Regions from separate parts of the Homo sapiens genome. Here region 1 is linked to region 2. The links are chromatin loops, found by intact Hi-C in ENCODE. Cell type or tissue: HepG2. All regions are shown on one strand. Each heading gives the region's core, and the rest is flanking DNA. Links, peaks and the distances in the headings are about the cores only.

Region 1 (2,922 bases), core at 139-2,638, 250 kb after region 2:
TCTCAGAAAAGGGAAAACTTTTTTTTCTTTTGCTATAAAGGACATCAATGGGAAAATTGGAAAAATTTGAATAAAGTCTGTAGATAAGGTATCATTGCTAATGTATTGATTTTGATAATTGTACTGCTGTCATGGAAAGAATGCCCTTGTTTTTAGGAAATACACAATGAAAAATGTAAGTGTAAAAAATTGAGTCACTGTGGATTGAGCAACTGTTTTTCTTTAATAATGAAAAAGAAACTCTTTTAATTTATTTTAATAATGAAAAGAATTTCACAAAAGAGAACCTAGCTAAGGATCCTGGAAATTTATTCATTTGACAAAACATAGATAGATAGATGATAGATAGATAGATAGATAGATAGAGATATACTAGGTACCTACTATGTGCCAGGCACAATGCCCAGGAGTGGAATACAATTATGAACAAGATGGATATATTCCCTGTTTTCACAGAGCTTTCAGGCAAGAAGTAGAGAGTCAAGCTAACAAGTCACTACACTGTAGGGTGGTAAGTGAGAGGGTGTGGGGCCAAGGGAGTACATAGGAGAGAAACCTCACCAGAACTGAGATCATAGGAGGGCCTTATGGTAGAGCTGGCACCCAAGCTCTGACCTGAAGTGTAAATAGGAATGAAGCAGGCAAAGCCCTGCATGCTATTCCACACAGATCATGGCTCATCCGTGAACATTTGTCTAATCGAACAATTAAGATACTACTTCCCTGGATATAGATGTGGAAACACTGGCAGATTGTCCAAAATCATATTAGGACAAGAGCCCCAATTATTTATAGGTGAAGAAGAAACACTCTATATACTATCAGCCCATCTTTGATGGTTATATGACCTTCTGGATTGCCCAGGTAATAGAAAGGCTCCCCTACTTCCCTCAAGCAAGGGTGACCACATTAGGCAGATGCATTTCAAATGGGGAAGCAATAATAACAAATTACACAAAACAGATCTGATCTTTTTACCACTTAACAATACAGGAACATAATTTGGAAGCCATAAAACCTATACACAGGAGATATTCCTTGTTTTTTTCCTGCTAAAATCAGAAAGTCTACCAAATTTCTGATAAGTTCAGAGATTAGAGACACCACAGGACTCTTTTATCTGTCTGTGATGTTTGCTTTTCTGTACAATTACTGACTACAGTTTTACTGCATCAGGCATAGGTCTCTGTCTCTCAGCTTTCTTGTAGCGTGCTGCCATCAGGTGGTAATAGGTGCCATAATCACTTAGTTCAATTATAAGATATGGATAGCAATGATGAATGTTTTTCCTGATGTTTGTTAACACTTTACTTATAAGCGAATTTGAAAACCCATTGCCCAAATACACCATAGTGCACTCCCTTATTTCATGCAGGTTTCTGCTCAATATGTCACCCTAACAGCAAGGCCTTCCTGAACTACCTTGTATTAACTACTCTGCAACATTTCCTGTCCCTTTACACTGCTCCATTTTTAATCATCCATCTTTTAAACACAATTCTTCCTTCCTGAATTCTTATTTTTATTCACCTCTTATTTGGCTGGATTTCATTATAGTCTTTTTTTTTAGGAAGGGTCCATGAGTGTTGTCTCCCTGGAGTTCTTTTCAGTGGTCAAAAACATCTGCTTGCTGCCTTTTACATGAATAACATCTTGACTGGCATATCATACAGGAAAACAGAATCCCTTCTAAGTTTTTTAAACAAAAAGATGACAAGTTATTGGAAGACCTAAAGTTGCAAACAGGCAGGGTTTATTTTACTTGAGATCAGGAGCTGCAGAACGTTCATCACCACTGAAGGAGCTTAGGGTGCTGGCTGCCACTGAGAAGGTCAGGCTTGTCTGCTGCTACCACAGTTGCCAGAGACAGAAAAGAAACAGCTTTTACCTTTCCTCTACCTCCTAATCTCACACAAGTGCCTCCCACTTGTAAAACCTAATCCAGAACTAAGGTGGCAAGGGAATCCAAAAAATGTGGTTCCTTAGCTTCTAGCCCCTGCAATACAGGTATGAGCAGAGAAGTAAAGATATATATATATCTTTACTTATATATATATATGTAATTTGAGAATAAGTTTCAGAAATGATGTCCATTTACACCTAAATATTTCAGTGTGTGTTTCCTGAAAACAAGGAATTCCTTTATATAACACCAGTGAAATGATCAAAATTGGGAAATTAATGCTAATATCCTTCTATCTAATTTGCAGATCTTATTCAGATTTTGTCAATTGCCCTAATAATGTTTTTTTTTTTTTCTGGTAAATCTCTCTTTTTTTTTTTTTAAGACAGGGTCTCGTTCTGTCACCCAGGTTGGAGTGCAGTGGCATGATCATGGCTCACTACAGTCTTGACCTCCCCGGCTCAAGTGATTCTCCTACCTCAGCCTCCTGAATAGCTAGGGACACAGGCACCCACCATCACACCTAGCTAATGTTTTCTTTCTAATTTTTTTGTAAAGGGTTCTCATTATGTTGCCAGGGTGTTCTCAAACTCCTGGCCTCAAGCAATTCTCCTGCCTTGACCTCCTAAAATGCTGAGTTTATAGGCATGAGCCACCATGGCTGGCCTGGAAATATTTTATATCTTGATATGGGTGGTTGTCATATGTGCATCATCACACTGTGCACTTAAAATGTTATTTATGTTACTTTAAGTAAGCTATACCTTAATTAAAATTTTTTACATGGAGAAAAAAGATCTAGAGGAAAACAATTCCCATAGATTAAAAATAAAATGCAAAAGTTAAATTTAACAATGTAAAAAGCATCCATTGTTCTATTATATTTCAACAAAATCTATACAGAAGGAAAATAAAATATTTAAAACTAATCAGAAATATTAGATTTCCATATTTTTCTACCTTCCTGATCAATTTAAATATCATGAAAATCATATCTTCCTTGTAAATTTGAAATAAAT
Region 2 (2,922 bases), core at 106-2,605:
TTATAATTTTAGTAGAAGACTGGGTTTCACCATGTTGGCCAGGCTGGTCTCGAACTCCTGACCTCAAGTGATCTGCCCGCCTCGGCCTCCCAAATTGCTGGGATTACAAATGTGAGCCATGGTGCCTGGCCAATTATGACTGTTTCTGGTTGGTGATTTTTTTTTTAACTTTATTGTACTTTTTTATAGTTTAATTATTTTTAATAAACGTGTATTATGCAGTATAATAATTTTTATTTAAAAAGCCATAAGCAAATAGCCAAATTATTAGTTCTAGGTGATGAAAATATGAGTGATTTTTGTTTTTCTTTGTACTTTTCTGCATTAAAAAAAATAGGCATGGCCAGACGCCGTAGCTCATGCCTATAATCCCAGCACTTTGGGAGGCCAAGGTGGGCGGATCACGAGGTCAAGAGATCAAGACCATCCTGGCCAACATGGTGAAACCTCGTCTCTACTAAAAAGACAAAAAATTAGCTGGGCGTGGTGGTGCATGCCTGTGGTCCCAGCTACTCGGGAGGCTGAGGCAGGAGAATCGCTTGAAACCGGAAGGCGGAGGTTGCAGTGAGCCTAGATCGTGCCACTGCACTCCAGCCTGGGCAACAAGAGCAAAACTCTGTCTCAAAAATAAATAAATAAATAAAATAAAAATAAATAAGAATTAAAAATTTTAAAAAAAGACATGAGTTACTGGTTTCAGGTACACAGTCTTTAAAATGTTAGGTTGTTTCTTTTGATTTTTATTTTATTTTATTTTATTTTATTTTATTTTATTTTATTTTATTTTATTTTATTTATTTTATTTTATATTTATTTTTGAGATAGGGTCTCACTCTGACCCCAGGCTTGAGTGCAGTGGCGCGATCTCTCACCACAGCCTCAACCTCCCAGGTTCAAGCGATCCTTGCACCTCAGCCTCCTGAGTAGCTGGGACTACAGGTGTGCCCCACCACCCTGGCTAATTTTTGTATTTTTTTGCAGAGACAGGGTTTTGCCACATTGCCCAGGCTGGTCTCGAACTCCTGAGCTCCAGCAATCCACCTGCCTTGGCCTGCCAAAGTGCTAGGATTACAGGCATGAGCCATTCTGCCCGGCCTGATTCCTATTTTATACAGTGTTTTCTATTAGGAATGTATACTGAATTTTATCAAATGTCTTCCCAACATCTACAGGTATGATCACATGGTTTAAAAATTATCCTAATACTGAACCACACTTGCATTCCTGGTGGAACCAGTTTGTTGCACAAATGTCTACTCAGTAAGGTGCAAGGAGAAAGTGAACTTTTCCCATTGCTTTCCAAGCCCACCGGGGTGTGCTCTTCCTCCACGGGATGAAAACATGGGCCACTTTCAGAGTTTTTCCAATCATTTGTTGTCTAAGAACAGTTTCATTTTAGTAATAAAAAGCCCTGTTCAATACAATATTAAACAATATTAAAACTCCAGTCTTTTAGCTAACTTAAATTTCTCCTCTCCCTTCGTGCTGCCTTCAGCTGGGAAATCTGTGATGGGGACAGCAGCTTCACCTCTTTCTTTTTTTGAGATGGAGTCTCACTCTGTCACCCAGCCTGGGGTGCAGTAGTGCAGTGGCACAATCTCAGCTCACTGCAACCTCCGCCTCCCGGGTTCAAGGGATTCTCCCACCTCAGCCTCCCAAGTAGCTGGGATTACAGGTGCACGGCCACCATGCCCGTCTAATTTTTTTTGTGTGTGTATTTTTAGCAGAAACAGGGTTTCACCATGTTGACCAGGCTGGTCTCGAACTCCTGACCTCAAGTCATCCGCCTACCTCAGCCTCCCAAAGTGCTGGGATTACAGGTACAATCCACCACGCCTGGCCACACCTCTTTCCTAAGTGCTATTTTGGGGGCTGGATTAGTCAGGGCTCTCCAGAAAAACAGAATCATTGAATGCACAGAGAGACAGAGACAGAAATTTTAATAAGGAATTGGCTCATGTGATTATATCAGAGGTGTTTGAACCACCGCAACTCCATCTTGAATAGGGGTTGGGTAAAGTGAGGCTGAGACCTACTGGGCTGCATTCCCAGATGGTTAAGGCATTCTAAGTCACAGGATGAGACAGGAGGTCAGCACAAGATACAGGTCATAAAGACCTTGCTGAGAAAACAGCTTGCAGTAAAGAAGCCAGCCAAATCCTACCCAAACCAAGATGGCCATGAGAGTGACCTTTGGTTGTCGTCACTGCCACACTCCCACCAGTGCCATGACAGTTTACAAATGCCATGGCAACATCAGGAGGTTACCCTATATGGTCTAAAAGGGGAGGCATGAATAATTCACCCCTTGTTTAGCAGATAATAAATAAATAACCACAAAAATGGGCATCTAGCAGCCATCAGGCTGCTCTATGGAGTAGCCATTCTTTTATACCTCTACTTTTTAAATAAACTTACTTTCACTTTACCCTATGGACTCACCCTGAATTCTCTCTTACGCAAGATCCAAGAACCCTCTCTTGGGGTCTGGATCAGGACTTCTTTCCTGTAACAATTATGGAGGCTGAGAAGTCCCACGGTGTGCCATCTGCAATCTAGAGACCCGAGAGAGCTGGTGGTGTAGTTCAGTCTGAGTTTGAAAGCCCAAGAACCAGGGGAGCCAATGGTGTAAATCCCAGGCCCAAGTCAGGAAACTGATGTCCCAGCTCAGCAGTCAGGCAGAGAGAGTGAATTCTCCCTTCCTCTGGTCTTTGTCCTATTCAGACCTGAATAGATTGGATGATGCACCACTACAGTGGGGAGGGTCATTTGCTTTACTCAGTCTACCAATGCAAATGCTAATCTCTTCCTGAAACCCCCTCATAGATACACTAAAAAAAAAGTGCAACAAACTATCTGGGCACCCTGTGACCTAGCCAAGTTGATGCATGGAATTAACCATCACAGGGGCCCTCTGGGAGA

The links. A loop is a pair of places that touch in the nucleus more often than their neighbours do. Peaks named below come from ENCODE experiments on the same cell type or tissue, not always from the same donor. Only the 100,000 strongest peaks of a DNase experiment are listed, where the experiment ranks them.
Region 1: it touches region 2 in a loop (4-fold over the local background); 20 of 110 quality-filtered maps call a loop at or near these places.

Annotation. Positions count from the first base shown.
Region 1 is chr3:138,179,095-138,182,016 of GRCh38, reverse strand. No RefSeq gene overlaps it. Among named protein-coding and RNA genes, the nearest start is that of DBR1, 5.6 kb to the right of the region's middle. In HepG2, for the core only: a CTCF peak has its summit at 1,209 (motif pointing left); a DNase peak (open chromatin) is centred at 1,196.
Region 2 is chr3:138,424,798-138,427,719 of GRCh38, reverse strand. No RefSeq gene overlaps it. Among named protein-coding and RNA genes, the nearest start is that of ESYT3, 8.4 kb to the left of the region's middle. In HepG2, for the core only: a CTCF peak has its summit at 1,315; no DNase peak of the experiment used is centred there.